3 separate regions of the Homo sapiens genome follow, and all the other regions are linked to region 1. The links are chromatin contacts, found by Hi-C in ENCODE. All regions are on one chromosome and are shown on one strand. The core of a region is the stretch at or near the end of the contact, and the rest is flanking DNA. Distances in the headings are between cores, read along the strand shown. Region 1 holds the start of FOXP4 (forkhead box P4). Region 2 holds the start of SAYSD1 (SAYSVFN motif domain containing 1). Region 3 holds the start of VEGFA (vascular endothelial growth factor A).

Evidence for each region. Hi-C counts contacts between places; a loop is a spot of excess contacts on that map. Pooled maps may share reads with other maps.
Region 2: a loop to region 1 is called in a map of B cell, with 14 times the contacts of the local background. The contact joins the promoter of SAYSD1 here to the promoter of FOXP4 in region 1. A Hi-C loop is called at or near these places in 2 of 168 maps with a recorded cell type or tissue (B cell and dorsolateral prefrontal cortex) and 9 of 50 pooled maps.
Region 3: a loop to region 1 is called in a map of CD8-positive, alpha-beta T cell, with 15 times the contacts of the local background. The contact joins the promoter of VEGFA here to the promoter of FOXP4 in region 1. A Hi-C loop is called at or near these places in 2 of 168 maps with a recorded cell type or tissue (CD8-positive, alpha-beta T cell and naive thymus-derived CD4-positive, alpha-beta T cell) and 8 of 50 pooled maps.

What each region holds. Positions count from the first base shown.
Region 1 is chr6:41,545,005-41,547,735 of GRCh38, forward strand. It overlaps FOXP4 (forkhead box P4), which reads left to right and starts at 1,377. Exons shown (of 17, transcript NM_001012426.2): 1 at 1,377-1,863. The region is part of intron 1 of FOXP4-AS1 (FOXP4 antisense RNA 1); the gene reads right to left. RefSeq lists silencers at 724-993, 1,324-2,003, 2,074-2,253, 2,544-2,693 and an enhancer at 1,064-1,173.
Region 2 is chr6:39,113,861-39,116,591 of GRCh38, forward strand. It overlaps SAYSD1 (SAYSVFN motif domain containing 1), which reads right to left and starts at 1,326. Exons shown (of 2, transcript NM_018322.3): 1 at 1,023-1,326. The coding sequence starts at 1,229. RefSeq lists an enhancer at 920-1,209.
Region 3 is chr6:43,768,880-43,771,610 of GRCh38, forward strand. VEGFA (vascular endothelial growth factor A) reads left to right here and starts at 1,332. Exons shown (of 8, transcript NM_003376.6): 1 at 1,332-2,433. The coding sequence starts at 1,828. RefSeq lists silencers at 1,145-1,394, 1,772-2,711 and enhancers at 1,757-2,522, 2,523-2,731.

The DNA.
Region 1 (2,731 bases), core at 127-2,626:
GACCTGTGCAGGTGTCACTAACATTGCAGAAAAGGGACAGAAGTGATGAAAAACAACCCAAGAGGGTGCCTCCTCTCTGAGGTCCCCTTTTCTTTCAAGGACCACTGGAACGGCCAAGAAATCCCCTCCCCCCAGGCAACTAAGCATCAATCCTTGCAGCTCCGACCCCACACCTCAGGCTTCCAGCTCCCACTCCACAGGGGCTCACATACTATGCCAGCCTCTTGTCCACCTGCCTGAGGATTTAGGGCCAGGAGAGGCTTCAAGAGCCACTGTCTTCTTGTCCTGATCCCACAACAGGATCCTCCCTTGGTCATGGGGACCCGGCATCACTGAGCTGGGTTGGGGTACTTCATGAGGACCCCTGAGGCCTCCTTCACTTCTCCCCACCCCCAACACATGCAGACAGATGGGAGATGTTTCCGGCGTGTGTGGGGCGGGGAGGGGGACGGGTATTGAGATTTCCACGGGACTCTGAGTGGTGCGTCTGCTAACAACACAGCCCTCCCCCTTGGGCCGTGGGCATTTCCTCACCCAGACCTCCCCCTCCCAACCCAAACACACCATCGCCGCCACCACCACAATCCCTCCAGTCCCCCTGGGCAAAAGCGATGTTCAGAGACGCGGGGTTTTGTTTACAATCTAATTTGTCCGGATAATTGCCTCAACTTTGCACTTCACTTTGCCCGCATGGCTCTGGCCTTGGGCCCCTTCTTCACTGGTTCGCAGAGCACTTTACGGGAAATTCCCTTTCCGCAGAGGGAGGCAGTGCGCGCCAGGGGGTGACCGTTCACAAAGCCCTGAAGGGGCCTCCCCACCTTCTACCCTCGGCTCAGGAAGCCCACCCCCAGCCCCCACGCAGTGGGGAGCAGGAGGGAGGCCAGACAGGGCCCGGGCCTGACACTGGCTCCGTCTCTGGGCCCCCGGCCACTCCCCGCGCCGAGCGCAGCCCGCCGGGAACCAGTGAACCGTGTGGGATCAGGACTTGGCCGTACCTTCAGACTCCAGGGGATGGCCGGGGTTTGCAAGCGCCCCATAGGATTAGTCCGAGGCCAGGGTGAATCCCTGGGGTCCCTCCACCTACCATCTTTTTCAGATCTGCCGCCTCACGTCTTCTCCCCACGTTCCCATTTTTCCTCCCCTAAAGTTTGGTGCACGTGGTTTTCTCTCGCTCTCAGCGGGCTGCCAGGCGGGGTGAAAGTTGCTGCACCTGCTTTAGGCGAATTATGGTAGCACTAGAAGTTGGTCTCCCCTCCCTCCGCCGCTTGCTCTCTCGCTCCCTCCTCCCTCGCTCTCCGCGCGCTCCCTCCTTCCCTCTCCACCCTCCTCCTCCCCCGCCCCCTCCCGCCCCGCCCGCGCGCCGCCCGCTCGCAGCCACTCGCAGCCCAGGCTCAGTCGCAGCCCCTCGGAGTCCGGAGCCCGCCGTCCCTGCGGACCGGACAGTGCGGCCGGCGGCCGGCGGCCGGGACGGAGCCCCCAGCCCGCGAGGAGGGCGCGGCGCAGGCGGCGGCGGCGCGGCGGGGAGGAGCCCGGGCCGGAACCAGGGCTGGGCCGGGGGCGGGGACGCCGGGGTCCGGGAGCCCGGGAGCCGGAGCGAGCTGACGAGCGTCGCGGAAGGACCGGGAAGGAAGAGCGGAGCCGGAGCGAGCCAAGCAGCCCACAAAGTGCCATGCCCCGGCGGGGTTGAGGCGCGCGGCGGTCGGCCCGGCGCGCTGGGAGGACGCCCGGGAGCTGCGCGACGCGGGGCGGCGCGGAAGGGCAGCCCCGGCGGGCGGCGGCGGGCCCGGGCTGCGACCGGAGCGAGCCCCATGCCCCGCGCGGGCTGACGGGCCGGAGCCCGCACGGAGCGGCCGGGCGGGACAGGTAGGTGGCGGGTCGGGCCCAGGGACGTGGGTGGGGGCTGGGCGGGCGACCAGACCAACTCCCTCGCTCGCGCACTCTCTCGCCCGCTCGCTGGCTCACTTTGTGTTTGCAAACTGCCCGCCCGAGACGCGCTGGGCGCCGGGCGCCAGGAGGAGCCGGGCCCGGGCCGGCGCACTTTGTTCCAGCCAGGGCCGGCCGTGGCGCACTGACCCCGCGCAGCCGCGACATTCCGCCCCTGGCCCGGGCCCCAGCGGGCCGGAGCTGCCTCGGGAACAGGTGGGGGCTGTGGCGCGGCGGGAGTGGGGGCAGCCGGAGGCCGGGGCGGGGAGGGGGGCGGCCGGAGAGGCCACCGAGGCCCGCCCTTCCCCAAGAATCTGGGCCCCGCCCCCTCCCCGCCGGGCCTCTGGGAATGGGGTGTACGGGGGCGCGACCCCCTCCCCGCCCCGAGTCAGACAAAGAATACTTCCCGGCCCAGACTTTCCAGAGCTGGGAAGGGAAGTGGCTCCCCCCAACTCTAGTCGGTACCGGACTCCCCAGGACGCGCCGGAGACAGATGAAAATGGGGGCAAGAGAGCGGGGGATCGCGGTCCTACCCGCCGTGTCGTCTCTGGTGAAGAGGGGACTTGTCTTGCTGAGGTCGCACCTCGGAAGTGCCAGGGCCAGTCAGCCCCTTTTCCATCGCTCGGTCAGCTCGGGGATAGAGCGGAAAACTTCTTGGGGACTTGAGAGCGTCTGGAAATGGCCCCTGTGATTTGTGCGCCGGAGGTGGAGGGTGGGGAAACGATCTGGCTGACACCTCTACTCACCCGCTGTGGAGAGAGCTCCCGCTTCACCACTTAAGGGGGGAAGAGAGGGCGGCCACGGGGGC
Region 2 (2,731 bases), core at 76-2,575, 2.4 Mb before region 1:
GCTGCGCTCTTTTCACCTTTCTGCAAGTCAGCTGGAATCCTGTATATCACTGAGAATATCAAATCAAAATTGAGTAATAGGTTCAGTAATTTTTAAAAATTCCCTCAAATCAAATGTTGTGCAATAATAGATGAACTTACAGGAAATAATTTTAAGGTGAGCAAGGTACACTTTTCTTCCAGTATATTTTCATTTTAAAAGGAATTTTTTAGTTCTTATTGCACTTATGAGGAACAAAGCACTGGGCACAAATTGTTACAAAGCACTCATCCCTTGATATGTTTTGTCTTGTATTTCCACATAGACATTTCAACCTCACTGCAAGCCACCTTACCATTTTACTGAGTTAAAACTAAATGAAAACACAAAAGGATGCAAATTAAATTCATCTGCAAAACAAGAGATTACCAAAACAATTAAATGTGAAAAGGTTATCATACTAAATCACTTTTTTTTGTTTGTGTCTTGAACATTCACTATGGAACTGGAATAAGCTTCTGCCACTACCGGCAGTTACAGCTACCACACTTTGGTAAATTCTGTATTCAAACGCATTTCTAAGTCACAGGCTATCTGGGCTACTAGCTGCATGTGCCCCAGGTGCGAATCAAATGAAGTTTTAATTACTGCTACTTGTGATCGGTATCCAATTAGACCTTTTACCCTCCTCCATTAGCAGAGGGCTGTGGCTCAACTTGGTTGTGGAGAGGTTTCCCAATGCCACAGGGCGTCACGATAACTCAATTCGGAGTGAATAATTTAAGAGCAGAGGTGCTTTCTCCCAGGACCCTCGACTCTCGCTGGAATCAGGACCTGCGTGGGTCGCGGGCTGGAAAGAAAATGTCAAAACTGGTAACAGTGCTGACACGTGTGGCCGGAGATGAGCGGTCCGGCCCTCGATCAGGATGGGGGGCCAGTAGCCCCGCCTCCGGCAGCTAGGGCCACACCCCCGGCAGCTAGGGCCGCGCCCTCGACTGTGGCTCCGAGGCCAGGTCCTAGGGCCGAAGTTTCCATCGTCTCACCTGAACTAGGCCGGGCTGGGCCCGGGCACTCGCGGGCCTAGGTTTCCATACCAGGAACCGCTTTAGCCAGCCTGGGGCTGCCTTTAGAGTCGCTGCTGCTTCCGCCTTCTCTCCTGGGGTTTGTGCGCCCTGACTGGCAGCAGGGGGTTGGGCCGCCAGACCCGCCCGTTTCCGCGCCGCCCGAAACTCAGCTAACCGCTGTTCCATGGCGCGCGCCTCGCGTCCGTTGGCCGATAAGGGAGCGCGCGCCCGCAGGCCGCACAGCAGTTGCCTCCGCTCGGCCCGCGCCGGCCGCCGTGCGCCTGCGTGGCAGAAGCCCCTGCTGAGCATGCGCACTGGTGTGACCCGCGTCTCCTCCGTTTGTGAAGTCTGGCGGGTCGCGTGTATACTCAGCCGTTCTCTCTTCACAGGCACGTGGACACAGTGTCACCTCCTCAAGCCAAGTCTAAAGCACAGGGCTGCCCCATTGCCCTCTCCCAAAGGCCGCTCTGCCTTGCTGCATCTCACTTAAGGGCTCGAGGCCCCACTGATCCAGCGTCCTGTATTCGGGATCTCTGTTGCTGGGCCCCAATGAACAGCGCCACAGTGAGAAGATGGTTCCAGGGGTTAGGAGAGGCCCGTGATCTCTACGACATTCCAGCGTCAGAGGAATAACAGGCTACATCTTACCCTTTTTCTCTTATCAAGGAAAGGGTATGCCAATCTTAGTACCTGGAGGGTGACTTTCTCACTGCTCACAAAGCAGGCTGTGCAGCTCCATCATTGGTCTTGCCACGTTGGGAAATTATCTCGTTTTGTGTCTAGATACGTCAGAACCTTAAAAAAACCAACAACAAAAACTTTTATTGGGGTGCAACATAAAATACACATCTTAAGAATATGACTCAGTAGATTTGCTCTTATGTATGCACCTGTGTAACTACCACCCAGATGGAGAGAAAGAACATTTCTGTACTCTGGGAGTTTCCTTGTGCCCTCTCCCAATCAGTACCCTCCCAAAAGGACACAGTTCAGGTTAGGGGCTGTTTTATACGTTCTTAAAGCTGTAAGCATCTAGCTAAGTGTCACTTACATAATTAAGACTCAAATATTTGTTGGATCTGGCTGAGGGTGACTCGAGAAATTAGACAAATTAGAACAGAGTCATCCATTCATTTAACAGACGTTTACCTAGGGCCTGCTCTGTCTAAAGTCACAGGCACTGGGGATGCTGGGATGAAAGGAAAAAACAAACAAAAACCTGTTTTCTTAGAGCTTACACTCCAAATGGAAATACAGACAATAAACAAATGTGTATCTACATATTTCATGTCATATCAGGTACTGATAAGTGCTGTGAAGAAAAGTGAAGCAAAGTAGGCAATGGTGGAGGTATTAGAGAAGACCTCCCTGAAGGTTTGTCATTTGGGCATAGACTTAAATGAGTGAGGTATGTAGATATCTGAACAGGAGTGTTTCAGTCAGAGGAACAAGTGCAAAGGTCCCGAGGCCTCAAATAGCACGCTTGACTTGTTCACAGAACATCAGGGAGGCTGTTATGACTGGATTGGAAGGAGGGAGAGGGAGGCAGGGAGGGAGGGAGGGAAGGAGGGAAGGAGGGAGAGAGGGGGAGAGAGGGAGGGAGGGAGGGAGGAAAGAGTGACAGAAAATAAAGATGCCAGGGGCAAGATCGTGCATGTAAGGCCCTGTAGGCCATGGTGAAGACTAAG
Region 3 (2,731 bases), core at 82-2,581, 2.2 Mb after region 1:
AAGGATAGGGGAGAAGCTGTGAGCCTGGAGAAGTAGCCAAGGGATCCTGAGGGAATGGGGGAGCTGAGACGAAACCCCCATTTCTATTCAGAAGATGAGCTATGAGTCTGGGCTTGGGCTGATAGAAGCCTTGGCCCCTGGCCTGGTGGGAGCTCTGGGCAGCTGGCCTACAGACGTTCCTTAGTGCTGGCGGGTAGGTTTGAATCATCACGCAGGCCCTGGCCTCCACCCGCCCCCACCAGCCCCCTGGCCTCAGTTCCCTGGCAACATCTGGGGTTGGGGGGGCAGCAGGAACAAGGGCCTCTGTCTGCCCAGCTGCCTCCCCCTTTGGGTTTTGCCAGACTCCACAGTGCATACGTGGGCTCCAACAGGTCCTCTTCCCTCCCAGTCACTGACTAACCCCGGAACCACACAGCTTCCCGTTCTCAGCTCCACAAACTTGGTGCCAAATTCTTCTCCCCTGGGAAGCATCCCTGGACACTTCCCAAAGGACCCCAGTCACTCCAGCCTGTTGGCTGCCGCTCACTTTGATGTCTGCAGGCCAGATGAGGGCTCCAGATGGCACATTGTCAGAGGGACACACTGTGGCCCCTGTGCCCAGCCCTGGGCTCTCTGTACATGAAGCAACTCCAGTCCCAAATATGTAGCTGTTTGGGAGGTCAGAAATAGGGGGTCCAGGAGCAAACTCCCCCCACCCCCTTTCCAAAGCCCATTCCCTCTTTAGCCAGAGCCGGGGTGTGCAGACGGCAGTCACTAGGGGGCGCTCGGCCACCACAGGGAAGCTGGGTGAATGGAGCGAGCAGCGTCTTCGAGAGTGAGGACGTGTGTGTCTGTGTGGGTGAGTGAGTGTGTGCGTGTGGGGTTGAGGGCGTTGGAGCGGGGAGAAGGCCAGGGGTCACTCCAGGATTCCAATAGATCTGTGTGTCCCTCTCCCCACCCGTCCCTGTCCGGCTCTCCGCCTTCCCCTGCCCCCTTCAATATTCCTAGCAAAGAGGGAACGGCTCTCAGGCCCTGTCCGCACGTAACCTCACTTTCCTGCTCCCTCCTCGCCAATGCCCCGCGGGCGCGTGTCTCTGGACAGAGTTTCCGGGGGCGGATGGGTAATTTTCAGGCTGTGAACCTTGGTGGGGGTCGAGCTTCCCCTTCATTGCGGCGGGCTGCGGGCCAGGCTTCACTGAGCGTCCGCAGAGCCCGGGCCCGAGCCGCGTGTGGAAGGGCTGAGGCTCGCCTGTCCCCGCCCCCCGGGGCGGGCCGGGGGCGGGGTCCCGGCGGGGCGGAGCCATGCGCCCCCCCCTTTTTTTTTTAAAAGTCGGCTGGTAGCGGGGAGGATCGCGGAGGCTTGGGGCAGCCGGGTAGCTCGGAGGTCGTGGCGCTGGGGGCTAGCACCAGCGCTCTGTCGGGAGGCGCAGCGGTTAGGTGGACCGGTCAGCGGACTCACCGGCCAGGGCGCTCGGTGCTGGAATTTGATATTCATTGATCCGGGTTTTATCCCTCTTCTTTTTTCTTAAACATTTTTTTTTAAAACTGTATTGTTTCTCGTTTTAATTTATTTTTGCTTGCCATTCCCCACTTGAATCGGGCCGACGGCTTGGGGAGATTGCTCTACTTCCCCAAATCACTGTGGATTTTGGAAACCAGCAGAAAGAGGAAAGAGGTAGCAAGAGCTCCAGAGAGAAGTCGAGGAAGAGAGAGACGGGGTCAGAGAGAGCGCGCGGGCGTGCGAGCAGCGAAAGCGACAGGGGCAAAGTGAGTGACCTGCTTTTGGGGGTGACCGCCGGAGCGCGGCGTGAGCCCTCCCCCTTGGGATCCCGCAGCTGACCAGTCGCGCTGACGGACAGACAGACAGACACCGCCCCCAGCCCCAGCTACCACCTCCTCCCCGGCCGGCGGCGGACAGTGGACGCGGCGGCGAGCCGCGGGCAGGGGCCGGAGCCCGCGCCCGGAGGCGGGGTGGAGGGGGTCGGGGCTCGCGGCGTCGCACTGAAACTTTTCGTCCAACTTCTGGGCTGTTCTCGCTTCGGAGGAGCCGTGGTCCGCGCGGGGGAAGCCGAGCCGAGCGGAGCCGCGAGAAGTGCTAGCTCGGGCCGGGAGGAGCCGCAGCCGGAGGAGGGGGAGGAGGAAGAAGAGAAGGAAGAGGAGAGGGGGCCGCAGTGGCGACTCGGCGCTCGGAAGCCGGGCTCATGGACGGGTGAGGCGGCGGTGTGCGCAGACAGTGCTCCAGCCGCGCGCGCTCCCCAGGCCCTGGCCCGGGCCTCGGGCCGGGGAGGAAGAGTAGCTCGCCGAGGCGCCGAGGAGAGCGGGCCGCCCCACAGCCCGAGCCGGAGAGGGAGCGCGAGCCGCGCCGGCCCCGGTCGGGCCTCCGAAACCATGAACTTTCTGCTGTCTTGGGTGCATTGGAGCCTTGCCTTGCTGCTCTACCTCCACCATGCCAAGGTAAGCGGTCGTGCCCTGCTGGCGCCGCGGGCCGCTGCGAGCGCCTCTCCCGGCTGGGGACGTGCGTGCGAGCGCGCGCGTGGGGGCTCCGTGCCCCACGCGGGTCCATGGGCACCAGGCGTGCGGCGTCCCCCTCTGTCGTCTTAGGTGCAGGGGGAGGGGGCGCGCGCGCTAGGTGGGAGGGTACCCGGAGAGAGGCTCACCGCCCACGCGGGCCCTGCCCACCCACCGGAGTCACCGCACGTACGATCTGGGCCGACCAGCCGAGGGCGGGAGCCGGAGGAGGAGGCCGAGGGGG